Linked DNA regions of Mus musculus: region 1 is linked to region 2. Evidence: chromatin loops called from intact Hi-C (ENCODE). Cell type or tissue: heart. All regions are shown on one strand. Links, peaks and the distances in the headings refer to the core of each region. The heading gives the core; the rest is flanking DNA. Region 1 holds the start of Garre1 (granule associated Rac and RHOG effector 1). Region 2 holds the start of Lsm14a (LSM14A mRNA processing body assembly factor).

What was found. A loop is a pair of places that touch in the nucleus more often than their neighbours do. Peaks named below come from ENCODE experiments on the same cell type or tissue, not always from the same donor. Only the 100,000 strongest peaks of a DNase experiment are listed, where the experiment ranks them.
Region 1: a loop joins it to region 2, with 2.2 times the contacts of the local background. A loop is called at or near these places in 4 of 42 quality-filtered maps.

What each region holds. Positions count from the first base shown.
Region 1 is chr7:34,307,071-34,317,765 of GRCm38, reverse strand. It overlaps Garre1 (granule associated Rac and RHOG effector 1), which reads left to right and starts at 4,219. Exons shown (of 14, transcript NM_172741.3): 1 at 4,219-4,274. In heart, for the core only: CTCF peaks have their summits at 6,603 (motif pointing right) and 7,587 (motif pointing right); no DNase peak of the experiment used is centred there; H3K4me3 peaks cover 726 bases; H3K27ac peaks cover 202 bases.
Region 2 is chr7:34,384,580-34,395,274 of GRCm38, reverse strand. Lsm14a (LSM14A mRNA processing body assembly factor) reads left to right here and starts at 5,570. Exons shown (of 11, transcript NM_025948.3): 1 at 5,570-5,917. The coding sequence starts at 5,797. It overlaps Gm12764 (predicted gene 12764), which reads right to left and starts at 6,662. Exons shown (of 2, transcript NR_169160.1): 1 at 6,267-6,662; 2 at 1-768. In heart, for the core only: no CTCF peak of the experiment used is centred there; DNase peaks (open chromatin) are centred at 4,254, 4,964, 5,534 and 6,084; H3K4me3 peaks cover 2,310 bases; H3K27ac peaks cover 2,272 bases.

The DNA.
Region 1 (10,695 bases), core at 5,421-7,920, 79 kb after region 2:
CTCAGAGACGGTCATCCCTGTCAGCACATCCAGCTAGACACACACTGGGCAGCTTGGATGACACAGTACGACAATAAATATTAATTGGCTAGCTTTTTTTTTTTTTTTTTAAATACAGAGGGTATGTTACAAGCTTGTAATCTCGGTACATCAGAGACAGGGACAGGGTGATAAATTCAAGGTTATTCTTGGCTTTATAGCAATTGAGGCCAACCTAGGCTTCATGCAACCCTAGGTCAAGAAACCAAAAACAAACAAACAAAACAAAACAAAACAAAACAAAAAAAGGCTGGAAGTGTCTCTAAATGTGTGGTGATGGGTTCACTTCAAAATATCTGGATGGCAAAGTGAAGGTGTTGTGATGCTAGGCTGTGAGACTCATTCCTCTGTGTGTGTGTCTGTGTACATGCGTGTGTGCACATACACGTGTGCTTGTATATACACATATGTTGAAGCTCTAGTTCATAGATCTGCAGAGCTGGGGGGTCAGAGCTATGACTTTCCATCTTTTTTCCTGGTATCTTGGTGCACTGGAGCATGGAATAAATGAATAGTAAAGAGGTAAGGGATGAGCTGAGCCGTCTATGTGATACGCGCCTAGACAGCAGGACCATGAGTTCAGGGCTAGCCTAGACTATGTGGCAAGACTCTATCTTGGAAAACAAAATGAAAACACTGGCATGTATGGCTCTAAGTTGGATTCTATGCCCTGGACTAAATCAGTTTCCAACGCATTTCTCCGTGACTATTGCTTGGAGTAAAGTTTAAGTGGCCATAATTTCAAAGATAGCTCAAAGTGGAACACGAGGGGAAAGAACTACTTTTCAACCAGGGTCATGGGGTTTCTTAGGGTATTACTGCTGTGAAGAGACACCATGACCAAGGCAACTCTTATAACGGAAAGCATTTAGTTGGGGCTGGCTCACAGGTTCAGAGGTTCAGCCCATTATCATCATGGTGGGAAACATGGCAGTGTGCAGGCAGATGTTATGCAGGAGGAGGCCCTCTCTTCCACATTGGGTGGAGCCTGCGCATAGGACTTCAAAGCTCACCCCCACAGTTACACACTTCCTCCAACAAGGTCATACCTCCTAATAGTTTCCATGGGTCAAGCATATTCAAAACACCACACGGGGTGTGGCTCAATGATATAAAGTGTGCTGACTATCTGTTTGGCCATGGGTTCCATCCTCAGCACCAAAAACGTAAAATAGCCATTGGGGGTATAGCCCAGTAGCAGAGAGCTTGACGGTGCGTGAGGTCTCCAATAGTTGGGGGAAGAGTAAAAGTTCCAACTGATGTTTATCAAGTGTGCTCCCTGGAGGATTCTGTGTCATGGTCTAATAGCCGCTGGGGCCAACAGCAATAGCTAAGAGAGCCTATGATTAAGAGGTAGCTTTAACCAGGCTGGAGGTACAGGCCTATAATCTCAACTATTTAGGAAGCTGAGGCAGGAGGATCACAAGCTCAAGTACTTACTGGATAACTTAGATGAAAATAGCTCAGTGGTACAGGCTTGCTTAACATGTAGAAGCCCCCAGTACCAATACACATGCACACGCGCGCGCGCGCACACACACACACACACACACACACACACACACACACACACACACACAGAGAGAGAGAGAGAGGCAGACAGACAGACAGTCAGACAGACACACAGAGTGGCCAATCAAAGCCCGTTGCCCTCACCTTTGTGTACGCCAGCAAGATGACAATATCCAGTAAGCAGCTGTCTGCCGTGCTCAGTTTCTGCACAGTCACCCCTCCCCCAAAGAATCCTGGCTTCCCCCTGCCTTACTCAGAAAGCTGGGGTAAGTAAGTCACTGAGGAGGAAGGCTCCATTCTGAAGTGCTGGCCTGCAGCCTGCCCTGGGATCTCAGGGCCCTTGCTGTTTCTCCTGTCTGGTCACCTCTCTGCTTTAGTGCCTTAACAACTTGAGGCATCACCACGCATTTTAGAGACTCTGCTCCAGTCTTTATAGTTATTTATTTTTGGTTTCTTGATACAGGGTCTCATGGCTGGCCTCAAACTGCCACATAGCCTAGGATGATTTTTAATTTTTTAAAATTTATGTATAGGGATGCTCTGCCTGTATGTATATGAATATATACCATGTGTTGCACATGCAGGGCCCTTCGAGGGAAGAAGAAGGGGATATATCCTCTGATGTTGGCATTACAGGCAGCTTTGGCATGCTGGGAATTGAACTCAGGTCCTCTGGAAGAGCATTTAGTGCTCGTAACCACTGAGCCACCTCTTCAGTCCTGTTTGTTTGTTTTTTTGAGACAGGGTTTCTCTGTGTAGCCCTGACTGTCTTAGAACTCACTCTGTATAGAATATGTTTTTATTTTGTTGAATGGATTTATTTTCTTTTATGTGTATGAGTGCTTTACATGCCTGTATGTGTGCCTGGTGCCTGAGGAGGTCAGAAGAGGGTATCAGATCACCTGGAATTGGAGTAATGATGGTTGTGAACCACCAGGTGGGTGCCAGAAGTACCAGTGCTCTTAACCACTGAGCCATTGCCCAGGCCCCAGAACATAGTAAATGTGCTACTTTTTTTTCCCCCCTGTGTATACCACTACTACTACCACCTTTTTTTTTTTTTGGACAGGGTTTCTTCTCTGTATAGCCCTGACTGTCCTGGAACTCACTCTGTAGACCAGGCTGGCCTGAGACAGAGACTCAGACAACCACCGTTTTTTTTTTTTTTTTAGATTTATTTATTTATTTATTATATGTAAGTACACTGTAGGTGTCTTCAGACACTCCAGAAGAGGGCATCAGATCTCATTACGGGTGGTTGTGAGCCACCATGTGGTTGCTGGGATTTGAACTTAGGACCTTTGGAAGAGCAGTCGGGTGCTCTTACCCACTGAGCCATCTCACCAGCCCCACAACCACCCTTTTTTAACTTTTCTTTATTTCTCTGTAATAAATTTGCCTTCATTTCAGTTACTCCTCTAAGTGTTTATGTCTTTCATCTTTATCACTGTGAGAACGTCAACTTTGTAGCCCCTGACCTGGGTGGACCTTTAATGATCACTGAGTCTCTAGCACCCTAGGATCTGGGGCCAAGCACAACCCAGTCCTGAAAGATTTTGTTGTTTTCAAATACTGCATCAAAATCTACATCCATACTTTCCCCTAATGCTGAGGGTGAACCCAATGCCTGTCCTGTGCTAAGTAAGTGCTTTACCACTAAACTGGATTTCAGCCTGATACAACCATTCCTGCCTCCGGGTTTCAGACCTCGAGTCTGGGCAATCCTGACAGCTTCCCAAGTACTGCCAAATAAGCCCTTGTTTAAAACAGGGAGTTTGGAATGTTCTTAGATAAATCCTATCTTCTCTAGTTTTCTGACAATGAAACATTTGATAATTATTCACCTTTTGTGTGTGTGTGGTTTTTTTTTTTTTTTTTTTTTTTGAGACAGGTTCTATGTAGCCTTGGCTAGCCCTGGATTTGCTATGTAGACCAGGCAGGGTTCAAATTCATAGAAATCTGCCTGCTTCTGTCTTCTGAGTGACTGGGACTTAAAGGTATGCACCACCACTCCCAGCCTAAAACATGTGTCTTAACCTCCCAAACTCTCATTGCAAAACCCTGGGGCTGTAATATGTGCCCCTGACAAGTTGAGTAGTACTCTATCTCCGAGCTACGATCTCGGGTCCCTTTCGCCTATTTGTGTTTTGCTGTGTGCTGTCATGTAGTCCTCCTCAGGTTTTGTTTTAAAATTCCTTTTTTTTTTTTTTTTTTTTCCTTTTTCTTTTAGGGATCTTAGCTCTTGATCTAACCCGGAGGGTAATTATCTGGACATCCACTTCCATTGGGTCGGGGTACTCTCTCCTTCTCTCTTCTACTTTCCCCTCCTACCATCTGCCACAAATGGCACTACATCATTACAGTGATTTGTGACAGTAGTATTCTGTTGGCACCGCTCACGAAGCAATCCCTGAGGGTGCTAGTACTATCCCGCTCCTACATCGTCTGTCAGGTGTGATGTCTAGCGATCAATGGTTCTATCATTAATTTCAATGATAAATACGCGAGGACGCAACCGAGCCCCTCAGCAGGGTTCCGACTAGGTCTGGAAACAGGGAGGGAACGCAGAGCTTCGCCGCCGCCCATCCAGCACGAGGGGAGGGTGGGCTCCGGCCGGGGAAACCGCAGCGACCGCCTGGGGCGGGGGCGGGGCCGCCCGCCGACGTCACTTCCGGTGTACACAGCCGGTCCGGGCGGTGCGCCGGAGCCGGGGCGCTTCGCAGGTGAGGTACGGTCGCCAGCGGGCTCGGGTCGGCGGGGACTGGCTAGGGGTAGCGGGCGGCGGGTCGCAAGGGCGACTGGCATCGAGGCGAGCTCGCGGGGTGCCGCTTCCCTCGGCGCCGTCCCTCGCCCGCCTGCTGTGGAGGACGCCGGGCTCGGCGGGCGCTGGCCGGGCGGACGGAAGCCCGGAGGGGCCTCTCGGCGCGCGCCCGGGACGAGACCCTGAGGGGCGCGTTGGCGCTGAAGGACGCGGCTGCCTTGGGCCGCCGCGGGGGATCCGCTCCCGGAAGCTCGGGGCGCCGTGCGCCCGGGGCTGGCGGCCTGTGGGCGACCTGGGTCCACGGGCACAGGCGGGCGCCGCTGCCCTCAGGCCGCCCCGCGGCTCCCCGGCCGGCCGCGCGCCCCTTCCTGGCTCCCTCTGAGCCCGTGGGCGCGGCGGGGGTCAGAGGAGGGCCGAGGCTGGGCTAGGACTGAGGAAGGACCCACACCCGTCGGGCGAGCGCCGGGGTCAGGGGTGTGTCTTCCTGCTCCTCGTGGAGCAGGGGAAAAAGAGCATGCCTGTTTGGCATGATAAGAATTTTGTTTATACTTTAACCAAAATTGCCTGGGAAACGATCAGCCTGGGGAGCCCCCAGTTTGAAAATAGATTGTCCTTGCCCTTCCCCACCCGTTGCCATTATGAAAGCGATTCATTCTTCTGTCCTTGTAAAAAACACTCGCCACTGTATACAAAGTGTCAGGAGGGAAAATGACCACGGCGACTCGGTGACAACCGCTCCTAACATTTTGGTGACATCAGTAAGTGCAGATATATATACTGTCACTCTTAGAGGTTTTGTAGTAGAACATCGAGTACCATAATTTATCCAAACTCTAATGAATATTTGATTGTCCCTGTCACAAGAAAAAACACTTGTGGCAAAAAGGATTTATTTGATTATTGTCTTCGGCTAAATTTACAAATGGGGGTCAAAGGTAACATTCCGTTTTTCTCCTTGTGGATATGCTTGGAAACCTCAAACGCACTGTTGTAGAAAATTACATCTGTGTTTGCTTCTCATAATTGCTTTAACATTTTTAACCTTTTTTAAAAAATTTGTTTATTTACTCATACTTATTTTGAACAGACCCCCACGGTGTAGACCAGATTGGCCTTAAGCTCACAGAGATCTCTCTGCTTCAGTTTCTCAAGTGCTAGAATTAAAGACACAGGCCAAGAGGCCTTGCCTTTGTATTTGTTTTTATTTTTAAGACATATTTCCCAAGTGGCAGTATAGTCATCCAGGTAACCATTGTTGTCTTATTATCTTATTTTAGGCTTAAAGTTCTAAGAATGTATTTGTAAAAGACTACTTGCGAGCTTGATTCGGTGTGCGTTTGGAGGTTTTTATGTGCCTTGAAAATAGTAAGTTTTTCCTTGTAATCTTTAAAAAGATCATTTCTTTTACAAGTTCAGAGAATACTTTCTTTATATTTGATATTTATGTGTGTGATACATATACATATAAGATATACATATTAAACAAGGTTTTATTGCTGTTTTATTTGCTTTCTTGCTGACAAGATCACAGACTCCATATGAAGAGTGCAAGTTTGTTGTGGCAACTTTTCAGTCTGGCATTTGAGATTCTAATCTTCCTCTATTTTTGCACACGAATACGTAGGTTAGCATTGGAGACCAAGATAGAAAAGTTCTCAGATTCCCTTGGCAAGCCTAGATTTTTTTCAATCTAAAATTATCTCTGGATTTTTGGAAGACCGCATGCTTTAAGCATCCTTTAAAAAAAAAAACAAATACAAAATACTTTGCTAAATAATTTTTCTGTTGAGAACTTGAAGCCTACTATAGCAGGAGCTGTGCGTCTCCTAGGTCTTCTGCATTCCAGGGAAGTCACTAGCAGGCTCCAACATCCCATGGGTTTTGTGTGTCCACTCTGTCCCTTTCCTGTGAGACTTTCTCCTCAGTGGAAAAAAATGACCTTCCTAGATGGACAAAGAATGTTGGTTAGAATAAGGAATTGCTTTGTTTGGAGTAAGAAGAACCCATTGCTGGGTTCTCTCAGTATTAATTCAGAAAGAACCTGAAGTGTAGAGTTGTGCTCTAAACGTTTTCTCTACAGATATTGTTCAGTGAGGCCCCCGAGTTGGTTGATCTAGTGGTCACTGCTTGCTTTTTTCTGTTTTCTTTTCACTTTGTGTAGTTGTTTTTCCTCTTTGTCATTCTTTATGATACAACTCAAGACTTTGAGATTCTATTTATTTTTGTTTTTTTGTTTTTTAATAGTTATTAATTTATTTTATGTATTTGAATACACTGTAGCTGTCTTCAAACACACCAGAAGAGGGCATCAGATTCTATTACAGATGGTTGTAAGCTACCATGTGGTTGCTGGGAATTGAACTCAGGACCTTTGGAAGAGCAGTCAATGCTCTTAACCTCTGAACCATCTCTCCAGCCCTTATTTTTATTTTTGTTTTTGTTTTATATGTATGAGAGTGTTTTGTCTGAAGACTGCACCCTGAGCATACAAAGCCACTGAAACCAGAAGAGGGCTTCCGACCCTCTGGGTCTGAAGTTACAGATGTTTGTAAACTATCATGTGGGTGATGAGAAGAAACCCAGGTCCTTTGCAAGAGCAGCTAGTACTCTTGACCTCTGAGCCATCTTTAGGCCTGAACTTACAAGTTTGAGTATGCTAGGTGTGTACTGTACCACTGAGCTACCTCCCCAGATGCTGTGACTTTGTAAATATTTGGTGAGGGCAGCCATTCTTGTTATAAACCAGCCTTGCTCTTGGTTTCCTACTTTAGAGCAGTAGTGTCTATTTTCTTACCTGGTCTTTTTTGCCCTATTTTACCTTGTCTGTCTAGTGCTATTTTGTAAGGCCTTGCCTCATGCTTTCTCCCCAACCCTTGATTCATGTTTTTCCCTTCACATCCAGAGTAGACTTGGAGGTAGTCTCCACTTTATCTCCTTGCCCCTTGGGTCCTTAGAGTGACATTTCCATCCTAACTTCAGCTTTGCTTTTTCTGTTGTTTGTTTGTTTGTTTTTGAGAGTCTTTTATGTACACAAGCTGGCCTCCAACTTGAGATTCTCAGGCATCAACGTCCCAGTTGTTGGGTCTATAGGCATATGACAACATATCTCTGCTTTCTCTATGTCAATTCTTTATTTCCTTCTAAATGACCCCTAGATGCAGATCCTTCATCACTGTGGCCTGTCTGATAAATCTAAAGTTTTTTTTTTTTTTTAAGAATTATTTAGTTTATGTATATGAGTATACCATTGCTCTCTTCAGACACACCAGAAGAGGGCATCAGATCCCGTTACAGATGGTTTTGAGCATGTGGTTGCTGGGAATTGAACTCATGATCTCTGGAAGAGCAGTCAGTGTTCTTAACCACTGAGCCATCTCTCCAGCCCGAATCTAAAGTTTTTACTAGCTGCCATCCCACAATCTCATTTTCCTTGTTGACTTAAGATTATTCTTGTCATTTGTATTCTTCCCTACATTTTTGTTGTTTTATTTTGAGACAGGGTTTCTCTGTGTAGCCCTGGCTGTCCTGGAGCTCACTCTGTAGACCAGGCTGGCCTTAGACTTAGAGAGATCCACCTGCCTCTGCCTCCTGAGTGCTGGAATTAGAGGTCATACTTGGCCTCCCCTATACCTTGATTAGATTTTGCATCTTTTTTCTCAGGGACTGTTCTAGTCCTACTCTAGTTAGGAAGAAAGTAACCCAGTGAATTTAGCTGGCTCACAGACATCTACGCCATTGTTAGCTAAGAGACACAGCTTGGAGAAGACTGTCTATGAAGTGTCTAAAGTACCTAGAGAGAGACACCAAAAAAAGTTGTGCAAGGTTTCAGAAATTTTGCCTGTTTTGTTCATTGTGTTTATCATCGGGGTCTAGAACATACTGTTCTGGAAACAGTTGAGAATTTGTTGAATAAATGACCATCAGAGAATAAAATAAAAAAATAAATACAAATTTGCTATCTATAGAGGAGATGCAGACATAAGCCAAGAGACGTTTTGTAAATAGAGTTTGACAAATTTCAGGGAAAACTTTAAATTCAAGCCAAACTGACCCAGCTATAACCCCAAGGAAGGCATGTTTGGAATGTGTTTGTGGTCAGAAAGCTTAAACCTAATTTTGTATACTCCAAGAAAGACTTGTGTTTCCGGGAGAGGTTTGGGATGATATCTGTAGAAGTTGGAGTGGCTGGTGCAAGAGAGCTAACTTAGGCGGTGTGAGGGTTTCTCTGTATGAGTCCAGACCAGGAGTGGTGGTGCACAGTCCTTGCAGGATCAAAGGGAGGGGCCACCTTCCTTATACCCTTCATAGTTTCATCTGGAAGTTTCTGCCAAAGAGGTGGTCCAAGCTCTATTCAAAGTGCTGTAGTAGATTCTGGTCTTAGGATGTTGTCTAATCTAACTGTAGCATGGGCACAGCATTGTACTTTTCTTTTAGTGTTGCCATGAGAACTTTAAGCTTGGTAAAGTTACAGCTAGGGCTAGCCCTTTTGGTATAGATGTAGTTATTGGCCTTCTGGTTAATACATCAGTCGTCTTTGAGCCTAACTTGTCCCCCTGAAACTGCTCCTGGGCTCAGTGACAAAGCTGCTAACCAGACTGTGGGAAGTGATGACAGACAGGCTCTTCCCAAACTGCTCAGGCAGGAAAGCCAACCTGAATGTGTCAAGAGAAACTTTCTGAAGAACGTTGAGCTTAGCTGATAGCGTGGGGAGAGTCAGTGACTCCAGCTCATTGTAAGAACAGAGGATACTTAGACAGGATGGTGACATGAGTAAAGCTGTAGAGATGAGCAAGCCTGGGGAATATAATTAATGGTGGTATCTGCGTTACTGCGGCCTCACTATGCTAATCAGGTTTACTGCAAAGTGCTGCCTGCATGCTCCTTTATCCTTACAGCCTTGTGATACGTTCAGAACTGACATGTTCGCTTTCTGTCGCTGCCAGTTAACCTACATACTGCTTTACATTCTAAAGATGTTGTGTACATGCTTTAATTTTCCTAAACCATTTTTTAGTGCAAACAGTACATTTTTAACCAGTCTAACATTTTTAATATTACTTTTGAGACAAGATCTTGCTGACTAGCCCAAGCTAGAATCAAATTCAACCAAGCTAGACTCAAATTCAAGATCCTCTTGCCTTATCATACTGGTGTATGCCAGCATGCTCTGTCTGGCTTCACTCTGCCTTGGGTACCATTTTGAATGGCATGCTTTTTTTTTTTTTTCCTGTTCATTATTTTCATTTTAAAAATTAATAAACTTTAAAAGAAATATCTGTGGTATCCAGTCATATATAGAGGGATCAGAGAGCAAGGACCAGTCAAACTTTAGTCCTGCTTACTGGCCTCTTGAGTCACTAAAATTGGGTTACCCAGTATGAAAATAGGAGAGGAAATAATGTCGAGGGTTATAGTGTGGTTTTTATTCTTTTCTTTGAGATGCTGTCTCTTTAGCCCAAACTTTACTGTATAGCCTAGGCTGATCTCAAATTAAGTTCTCCTGCCTCAATTTCTGGGTTCGTGTATTATAAGCACAGGCCACCACACCAAGCTTACAATGTAGTTTTACTGTGTTAATATAAAGCCCTTAGAACAGGTCCTGGTGGGAATGTGATTTTTGTTACTTTCCATTCTGTGCAGTACAGAACAGTGAGCCTGTAGCTTACATCCATCATGGCATTTGCTGGTCATTTGGTGAGACAGGCACAAGAGGCAGTGACATCAAAGGCAGCCAAAGCTCAGGAAAAGCTTCATGGGACTTAAGGTGTTGGCTTTATTGAGATAATGAAAGTTTACTTTTAGGCAAGGTTTTACTATGTAACCCAAGCTGACCAGGTACTCATTGTATAGACCAGGATGGCCTTGAACTCAGTAATTCTGTGTCTTAGCATCCCAGATGATGGGATGACAGCATATACCAGCACTACCATTCATAGCTGAGCTAATGGATCTTGAATATAGCTAACTTTTTAGAAAAAATAAAATGAAGGTGAGGGTCTTTTTTTGAGACAAGATCTGGCTATGTAGCTTGGCTAGCCAAAAATTCAATTTTCCCCCTCTGCCTCTTTAGTGCTGGGGTTACGAGCATATGTGCCCAACCGCCCTCTGCTCACCACAGGTCTTGTTCTAAGGGTGATGTGGTGTGTCTCCCAGACAACCAGTCACAAGGATTGGCAACAGGAAAGATCTTAGAGGGGTCTGAAATTGGGTTACTTTAGTGATGATGTGTCATTGATGTGTGGCAGCTTTCCTTGGGATCTATGTGCTGATGGTACCATTTATAAAATTACACCTGTTACCCTTTTTGGTCTTTGAACTCATATCTAGTTTAGGTAATGAACCTGTTAATGCCAACATATGTGGGTCACTTCCAAGATGATTCT
Region 2 (10,695 bases), core at 4,049-6,548:
AGAGAAAAACAAATGAACAATGAAAAAAGAACAATGGGCTGGAGAGATAGCTCAGCAGTTAAAAGCACTGACTGCAGTTCAAAAGTTCAGTTCCTAGCACAAACATTAGGTACCTCACAACCTCCTGAAACTGCAGCTCCAGGGAACCGAATGTCTTCTTCTGGCCCCCACATACATGCACACAAGTGGCATCCATTAATACTTTAAAAAGAGAAAGTGCCAATACAAATTTGTCATTTAGAGTTTCACTAGTCAAGTTCTCCAGTGAATGAAGTATACTACAAACACAGAGCCCCCAAATAGGTTACTTAGGATCTTATTCTCATATATGTTCCAATATGGTCACCAGACTTGGACAAAGAGAAGTAGAGTTCGGTTCCCAGCAGCACCTACATTGGGCAGTTCACCATTTCCTGTAATTCTAGGGTCAGGAGATCCAGTGCCCTCTCCTGGCCTCTTTGGGTACCTGTACACACGTGCAAGTCCATACGCAAATATGTACATGCACATAAATAGAAATAAGTCTTGAAAAGAGAAAGAAGCTGGTGTTATAAGCATAGCATGTGCGTTCTCTAGATGACGACAGAGACACCAGAAAGAGTTAAGTGTGCTTGCTCCCTGGGAAGGCAGCTGGGAAGAGGCCGGGAATGGTGGCCGTGCACTGCAGTTGCTTCTGCAAGGAAGAGGCTGGGAACGGTTGCCCTGCACTGCAGTTGCTTCTGCAGGATGTGATGCTTAGTCTCATGCATTTATCAGCTGTATTTCAATCTGCAAAAAAAAAAAAAAAATTTTTTTTCAAAGAGAAATGACTGAGAGGTTTTCTTTTTCCTTGTGTAGCATTGTTTCATTCTGGAATCTTCCAATTAAGCTTTTGGCTAAACACATAAATATGATAATGATAATTATTCAGGAATTGAGAGGTTTTCGAAAACACTGTGTGCCATTAGAGTAATCAAGCCAAGCTCTCACACATCTTGGCTTTTCAGGATAATTACACCACACTGGAGGCCCAGATGGGGTGAATGAGAAAGCCATGGGTGTCTGCCACATAGGAACAAGAAAACACCACACACGACTACTCAACTGGCAATTGAAATTTGCAGTTAACATTGCACACAAGAAAGGAATTGAAATGCTTGGATTGGGGGCAAAACATTTATTTTCAAAAACCAAACATAGAACAGTAGTAAGAAATATTCCTCACAACCTATTTTGATCGTGTGAGTTAAGAAACAATTTTAAAGCTGAAAATAGTTCATTTTACATGGTCTATTTTTTTAGAGGCTTAAAAAAATTTTTTTAAGCCGTCCGTGGTGGTGCATGCCTTTAATCCCAGCATTGGGGAGGCAGAGGCAGAGGCAGAGGCAGGCAGATTTTTGAGCTCAAGGCCAGCCTGGTCTACAGAGTGAGTTCCAGGACAGCCTGGGCTATATAGAGAAACCCTGTCTCGAAAAAAACAAAAACAACAAAAAAAATTTTTTTGATGTATTTTATGTTTGTCTCCATGTATGTCTATGCACCACATGCATGCTTGGTGCCCTCTGAGTTGTGGAATGTTGTTAGCTGTCACATGGGGGCTGTGAACTGAAGCTGGGTCCTCACAAAAATAAGTGTTCTTAACTACTGGACCACCCACCCACCAAATTTTATTTTTTCATTTTAGGTAGTCTCACTGTGTAGCCCAGGCTAGCAGAGACCTCAGATTTTTTTCTGCTTCCAATCCAAAGGCAGATTACAGGTGTACATCACCACCTGCTATCACACCCTTCTCAGTTCAACTCCCAATTAGACCTAAGCAATCAACTTCTGTTGCATAACTATTTCCTTTGTGGAAGAGAGAGGGTTCAGAAGATTCCCAAAACTAAGCACACAATCTCAGGAAGCTCCTGAATTTTACATGTCTCAGGAAGCTCAGAAAGTAAGGAGATTCACAAGGCCTTTCCCCAAGATTCTATCACAGTCAGTAATTGCTGAGGGGAATGCCTTCTGAGTAGCTGCCTGAAGCTCTGGTAGGGAGCAACTGGATGCAACTTCTAGGAGCTGGGAACAATTTGATTCACTGTGCCCCTGTAAGTAAGCCAAATGGACCCATTTGTTCATGAGCTACACTTGTCTGTGGATAACACTGCCTGGCAGGATTAGGCTTTTGTTCATCTCTCCCAGGGAAAGCCACACAACTGCACTCATCCTATTGACTAGGAAAGGAATAGGGTTGTCCTCTCTGATAAAAATATTGACTCCAATCACTTTAGTTCTTTTAAATAATGTATCTAGCATAGTTGTAAAGGAAGAAAATGTAATTTACACGATTGCAATATTAGAATTAACAATGACCTCACATGTATTTATTATGTGTTAATGAACTGGAGCATTAGATAGACAACATAGGCAAAAACGTGTAGGTTTTCAGGAGGAAAAGAAAATCAATCTTGTTTGTTTTGTTTTGTTATCTTGAGACAGCGGGATCTCATTTTGTAGCTCAGGCCTGGAACTCACAATTCTCCTACTTCCCAACTGCTGGAACTACCAGTGTGGTATATACCTACCTAAATTTAAATAACCTAACTGCCTATTTCTAGAACTGAAAAAGACTATACTTACCGGGATGAATAGCTGGTTAAGGTAAGTACAAGAAAGGCCTGGAGGGATGGTTCAACAGTGAAGGTTGCCCTTCCAGAGGACCTGGCTCAGTTCCCAACAACCACATGGTGGGTCATAACAATCTGTAAATCAAGTCCCAGGGAATCTAACGCCCCCTTCTGGCCTCCACAGTCACTGCACATACTTCATATATAACATATATATGTCTGTACAAACACCCATAATAAAAAAGGAATCTTTTTAAAAAGATAAGTACAAGACTAATTGAAATCAAGAATTTGGAAATTAGCTCAGTGGTACTTATCTAGCATGCACATATAAGGCCGCGGGTTCAATGCCCAGCACCACACACAGGTCACTTTAAAAAAGTGTGGACCTTATATTTAAAAATAAAATTACTGATAATTATAGCCTAGTTGGGTGTAGTGCCAAATGACTTTTCTTGGTATTCAGGAGGCAGAGACACATGGATCCCTTTGAGTTCCAGCCTGGGCTACACAGCAAATTCCAGGACAGTCAGGGCTATATAGACTCTGTCTCAAAACAACAAAAAAGATTTTGCGTGTTTCCTGGTTAGGGTTACTATTGCTATGATAAAACACTACGACCAAAAAGCAACTTGGGGGCGTCAGAATTTCTTCCCTTACACTTTTAGGTAACACTCCCTCACTGAGGGAAGCCAGGACTGGAACCTGGAGGCATAAGCTGATGCAGAGGCCATGGAGGGGTGCTGCTTATAGCTTTGCACTCCATGGTTTGCTTAGCTTGCTTTCTTATAGATCATAGGACAACCGGCCCAGAGGTGGCTCCACCCACAATGGGCTGGGTCTTCCCCCATCAATTAGTTTGTTTGTTTTTTTGTTTTTTGTATTTTTGAGACAGGGTTTCTCTGTGTAGCCCTGGCTGTCCTGGAACTCACTTTGTAGACCAGGCTGGCCTCGCACTCAGAAATCTGCCTGCCTCTGCCTCCCAAGTGCTGGAATTAAAGGCATGTGCCACCACTGCCCGGCCCACAACCACTTTTCAATATTGCCCCAGTGAGGATTAAACTTTACATGAATTCTTGGGAGACACATTCAAACCATCGCAGACACAAACCTTGGGCCCCAGAAGACCCTAGGAACCATGAATAAAGACAGTTTGTTGGGGGTGATGGGGAGAGAGGAGAATAGATACAGTAACGGAGAAATTATCAAATTGGCAATTAAATGTACTATGTAATTGGGACATGGAGTACAGCTAGTTCCATCACCAGCTAACACCATGGAATAAACCCAACAGAGATGGCAGTGATGTGGTTGGTATGTGTGAAGCCAGGAGATGTGAGAGATGTAAATTTGAGAGTTAGGTATCATCAGTTTATAGAAACTGACAAGGGAAAGAATGTGTTCACTATGGAAGAGAAGGCAACATTGGTCTGAGACCTACAAAGGGAAGACTCCAAACGCAGATTTGCACACCAAATAATGACTGTATGCTGAAGCAGGGACCCCCTTGAAGCCACTGGGCACCAGTCACAGCTCAGCTCATCAATCTTCTCTCCTGCTTTCCCGGAACACGCAGATAATCACCATGCATTGGCTCAGCGCACCAGACATCCTACTTGCTGCCTGTGTTCGGCTCTTATCCCAGTTGTTCACTCTTGCAGCAAATGTCTACCGAGCAGCTGTCCTGGGCCGGTTGCTACACTTGGCCCCAAGGATGATGCAAACAGTGTCTAAAACCAGAAACCCTTCCTCAAAATATTTGCATTCTAGCCAAGAAGGGAGACAAACACTTATGACTAAATAGACAAATGCGATGGGGGGTAGGGAGGGAGCAAGGCAAGAAGAGGGGTGTAAAGCGAGATCTACTGTAGTTTTGTAAATACATCACCTCTTAGGGCAGCTTTGAGCAGAGTATAATGAACTGTGGAAGCTGTGAGAAGAAGGGATGCTTGGAACAGTATGGAGCTGTGTAACAACAAATTAAATCATCCATGCCCTCATAAGCCAAACTAGGAAGTCTGGTTTTCACCTTGTGTAAAATGTAACCTGTGGAGCGCACTGAGTAGACGGATGTTATCTTGAGTTGAACAAAAGTCCAAAATCTCTTGCTACTTGAACATGATTCCCCCTGACTGCTGTGTTAAGAAAAACCTAGTAGGGGTAAGAGAAATAGAATTCTTCGGGAGCTACTGCCAACAACTCTGGCCAGGGTAACTGAGGCGTTATATAGAGCTGTACGGATGGAGACGGTCCAGCCTGAACAGACAAGATTTATAGTTAGGACAGGTGTGGAGGTGTAAGACAATCCAGGACTGGGGTCTTAGCTACTAAGCAAACGTTCCCGGTTCATAGTTACCTCCGAGAACAAGCTAGAGGGACGAGTTTGGAGTAAAACCGAAGAGTTACATCTCTGGATGCAAAGTTTTAAGATGCCAATTTGGTATCCGATCGGAGAGATGATCGTTATTAAGAAAGTGGAGCTGACATTAAGTGATCAAAGCGGCAGAGAAACACTTGGACTGGTGTTTCTTGCATAGTTAGTGACCGGGAACATCTTGAAAGCTAGGACACGGATCAAGCCGCATAAAAAGGGTTGGACTCAGTTTGGGGGACAGAGTCCCAGAGCCTCCCGGAGCGGCAGCCCTTGGAGTGTGAGACTCCTCAGGCGAAGATGGCTGCTCTGGCGTTTACAGTGAGAGTTCCGTGGCCCGCGGAGAGCGGCTCCGGAGCTGGGAGGCGACCGCTTACAAAGACTCTGGGCTCGTACCAAAGTGCAGCCCGCCTAGAAATGGCAGAGGCCGCAGTCAGCATCACCAGGCGGGATGGGCCCTCGTCTAGTCTTCCCGCGACATCTAGGTGCCGTGAAAACCTTCCACGTCGGGAGCGCAAGCCAAGCGCTCTGGGCCGCCGCGGAAAGAGCCCGGGACCGTCCGTGAGCTCGGCGAGTCTCGCGAGAAAGCACGCCGCCTCGCCCTCCCGGCATGCCCTGCGCCGCCGCCGCTGCTGCCGCCGCCGCCGCCGCCGCGCCGCGGTTTGAGGGCGGGAGGCTGGGGGAGGGTAAGCGGAGCCGGCGCGGCCGCCATGTTGGTTCTGAGGCGGCTGCTGTGAGGCGCCGACGGAGGGAGCGAGCGAGCGGGCGGGCGGGCGGAGCGGCGGGCGCAGCGCGGGATCTGACTGAGTGCGAGCGGCGGGCGACGGCGGCGGCGCCATGAGCGGGGGCACCCCTTACATCGGCAGCAAGATCAGCCTCATCTCCAAGGCGGAGATCCGCTACGAGGGCATCCTCTACACCATCGACACCGAGAACTCCACGGTAGCCCTCGCCAAAGGTACGGCGGGGCGGGCCTCGGGGTTTTGGGGGGCGCGGGTAGAGCGCCCCGCCGCCCTCGCGCTCTTCTCCCTCTGCGGTCCTCACGGGCCTCGCTCCCTCCCGGCCCCCAAGCGACAAGGGCCGGGCTGCGGCCTCCCCGGGCTCCCCGGGCTGCTTCCTTTCCCCCGAAGCTCCGCGCCTTCCATCCGGGGAACGAGTGCGCGGCGCCCGGGGCGGGGCGATGCTAAAGTCCCGGGAACCAGCCGGAGAACACACCCAGGTTCGCGGCTTCCAAGACCGAAATTCGGTCGTTCCTTCTTCGGAAGCGCCGAACAAAGCCGGAGGAGTCGAAGAATCTTGACGCCTACCTCGAGATGAATGCGGATGTGTTGATTCCTCGGGCACCCATTTTCTCAGCGTTCTTCGTCTGGGTCGGTGGCGACGGTTGTCGAGTGAACTCCTAAGGAGTGTGCTCCAAACTTTGGGTTTGCGCCGCAGACTTGTGATCTCGAAAGGCCGTTTCGTACCGTCCAGTCGATCGCATCCCGTTTGTCTCCTCTGTGATTGTTACCTGTTATGCCGGAATTCTTATGCAACCGAAGGGTGCGCGTTAAAATGCTTGCTTGCTGTCCCCATGGGCCAATTTTCTGGAACCCTGGTAGAAAGGAAAGTTTAAGTTTTGATGATCCGGGACTCTTGTACACACTTCAGAGCGAGTACTATCGGGGCGCTGACCGACTCCGCTGTACTTGGGGAGAGGAAGTTGTGTGGAAGGGGATCCCCCCCTACTTACCCCAACCCCATAGTCTGTACAGTCGATACAGTCAATTTGTGGGTTTTGTTTCCGTTCACGCGTGCTAGTGACAGGAAGGCACAAAGAAAATAAACTTGAGTTTCTGATCCTAGGGGAAGTCTTATAACAGTTTCTGATACCAGGGAGGTCTATTTTCCTACCACACCTAGTAGAATTGTTAAGAACTAAGTATGCTAGGAAAAAAGGTCCTAGGGATAGCAAGATTCTAAATCTAAAAGCATTTTTTATAGATGCTTCTTTTAACAGTTTCAGTTTCTTGAATTATACCTAATAGGGGGTAGGGGTGTGGCTTGATTGACAGCTCTTCTCTAGCAAGTGGGAGATCTGGGTTCCCTCCCCAGAACCACAAAAACAAAGCTTAAAAAAGGGACACTATAAAAGAGTAGGGTGATGTTTTCCACAGTTGCATTGTGATACTTACATAACTTTTGGCAATTTACTTAAAAAAAAAAATCCTTGAATCAAACACTGAAAAGTCAAGGAGTCTGCTTTTTAAAGAGCAGTATGAGGCTTGGTGCTGTGACACTCCCCTGTAGTCCCCGATATGCAAAATCAGGGCTGCTAAAGCAATACAGCTAGGTCATCTCAGTCGATGCTTAAATGCATAAAACCCGGTTGGCTCCCCAGTGAGAAAAACCGAGTGTGGGTGGTGCATGCCTGTGATTCCACCAGGGAGGTCGAAGCAGGAGGTCAGGCATTCAAGATCTGCCTGGTACACATGAAACCCTCTCAAAGAAGGCCAAAACTGAGACTCCAGGAACTACCCCATAACTTTCTCTTTGCCTTATGGAGTTTTGTAACACATTGCCTCTTAAAGAACCTGCTTTCATCTTTGTAGATGTTCACTATACTTAAGGATGTATGATTCTCCTTAGTAATTACTGAAGCCTTGACTAATAGTGTGAAGCTGGGCTTGGTGGTACGGGCCTTGGTGCCGGCGTTCAGGAGATTAGTGCCAGGTGGATCTGAGTTCCAAGCAACCCTCATCAATTTAGAGAGTTCCAAAACTTCCGAGTGAGACACTGCCTCAAAAACAAATGAGAGTTGACTGTGATGTCCTTAAACAGCTTGATGGTGTTAGTTTTAATGACTTTATTAAAGGGTGGGTAAAGCTCTCACCAGGTGTTCTACACACTGGTTGAGAACAGTATTTCTCGCTGAAGTGTTTTTGTAGAGGTTTGGGGATTATTCTTTGCATGGTCTCATGTAGCTTGGGCTGGCTTTCGTCAAGGATGACTTTGAAATATTGATCTGCCAGCTTCCAATTTGAATTCCTAGTCCTCTAGCCACCGCCTATGTGCTAGGATTGTAAGGCATGAGCCAGACTTAATAACTTTTTAAAAAATATTTTTTATTCATATGTGTGTGGTCTGTGTGGTGCTAAGTGCATGTGAGTACTGGTACTGGCAGAAGCCATAGGTGTCAGATACACACACACACACCAGCTGGAGAACCACCTGTCGTCAAATTCAGGTCCTCTGGTAGAAGAGTAGTTTATGCTCTTTAAAAGCTAAGCCAGCATATTTTTGAGATTTCTTTTTTCTTCTGTTTCCCCTGGGTTGGTCTGTTGGTCATTTGGTTTGCCAATAACCCAGGCAGTCCTAGAACTCACTATATAACTCAAACTGACCTTAAATTGTCAATGGTCCTTTTACCTCTGCCCTCCAAGTACTGGTACTAGAGGTGTAAGCCCATGCCCAACCTTTTGGGCTTTTGAGGTAGGGGTCTCACTGTGTGCCCTTCTTAGGCCTTGAATGTTACACTGCTTCCATCTCCATGATTACAGACTTGCCATCACAGCCCGCTTTAAAGATTTTGAATATATTAAATATTAATTGTAAACCTATCCTTTTATATCTTAACCTTCAAAAGATTTGTGACCCAAAGTTTTTAAAAATATGTCTCTTCCAACAAAATATTTTATTAGAGTAAAATTTTGGGCATCTTATTGGTTCATAATAAATTATGAGCATTTAATTTATAATGTTATTTAATCCATGTATCGATATATACTTTTTTCTCCTTAATGTCCAGTACTTAACACTTCATCTTTCAAAATTAGAAGTTGGGGACTAGAGGAATGACTAAAGCCTATATAAGGTGTCTGCCTTAGGTGTTAATTCTTAGGATCCATATGGTGGAAAGAGAACCAACTACAGCAAATTGTTCTCTGACCTGCACAAATGCACACAAAGTAACTTTATTTTTTTTACCTTTATTTTTATTTTATGTGTATGCATGTTTTGTTTGCATGTATGTCTATGCAACACACGTGTCTGGCCCATTGAGGCCTGGAAAAGGCCTCAGATCCTCTGGGACTAGAATTACAAGTGATAGTGAGTACTGAAAGAGCAACTACTGCTCTTAATCCTGAGCCATTCCCCAGCCCCAAAGAGTTGGAGAAATGGTTCAGCTGTTAAGAGCGCAACAGTTTGAACTTTGTATAGATACTTTTTATATATATATATATATATATATATATATATATATATATAGTGTGTGTGTTCTTAGCTTGTTTACAGTTTGGGGCTATTGAGAACAATGCTTTTAGGAAAATTAATGTTTGAATGCACTGATGTGTTGAAATAATTTTCTGGGGAAGCACATACTTAGAATTTGAGTTGTAGGAATATAGGGAAATATGTCTTTACTAAGTAATGCAAAGTAATTTTCTCTAGTAGGTGATTATGCATGTGTATTTTCAACAGCAAGAATTCTAGTTGTTCCATATGTCTCACCAGTCATAGTACTAAATGCCATATATGCCATATATTTTAATTCTCACCAGTTTGATGGGTAGGCAATTCAGTGTATTTTTTATTTGTTTATTTTTGTTACTAATTGGGTGTGTGTGGAGGAAGGTATGTTCACTTGAGTACAGGTGCCCACAGAGAGCAGAGGTGTGGATACTTCTGGAGCAGGAGTTACAGGTCGTTCTGAGCCACCTAATGTGGGTGCTGAAAGTCAGATGTGCTCTTAACTACTTCAGTCTCATGAATGTGGTTTTAGTCCCTAGTTCTCTGTCAGCTAGTGAGTTTTGGAGGTATTTCCTTATCTAAGCCATTTGATGTTCATCTTTACTTAAGTGCCTTGGAAGTTACCACTTACTTTCCCACATCATTTTCTGGAGTTTTGAGTTCTAATAACACATCCTTTGGATGTATTTATTGCAAGTGTCTTTTTCTATGTAGTGGTTTCTTATTGTAGATAGATCTTTATTTTAATTTAGGCATGTTTATTAGGCTTTTCTTGGAGGGCTAGGTGGGTGGTGTGGTTTTTTTTTTTTTTGTTTTTTTTGTTTTTTTTTTTTCTTTATTCCTGTTAATAACCTACTTTTCCTTAATTCAGTACTATGGAAATACTTTTATCTTTTTAGAATGTATTTTATTTTGCTTTTTCACATTTAGGTCTATAATGCTTCTAAAACTGGTTTTGTATATGGCAGAGACTATTTAGATCTTTAACTTAAGTAAAAGATTCACTTGGCTTTTATGGTTTGTATTATGATTTAGGTCTTTTACATGGCTATGACATATAGTTTACATATAGCTGGAACTATATAATTCTTTTGATATTTTGGCTAGTTAACATTTGTATGGTATAGAATTCATTTATGCTTGTTTTAATGTCATTATTAAAAGCATTGCTCTTTTAATGTTCCAGATTGGGTAATAAATTGAATCCACCCACACTAATAAGAAGGTGAAAGCCTAATCTGGATTGGTAATGGTTGGTTTCCCTTGTATTCTGCTAGAGTTTTTATAAATTAACTACCTTCTAGAAGGTGAAACCCAGATAAGTTTCATGGCCTTTGATCCTAACAACCTAACTAAATGTCAGGAAGTCTTAAAGGGCAATCTGAAATGACATTGACAGTCACTTTTTAAGTGTGTTTGTAGATAATCTGGGCCATGGTGTTTTCAGCATCTGCTTTTAGCAGCTCCTCCAGTTTAGCAACTCCTCCTGTGTTATTCTTTTAAAAT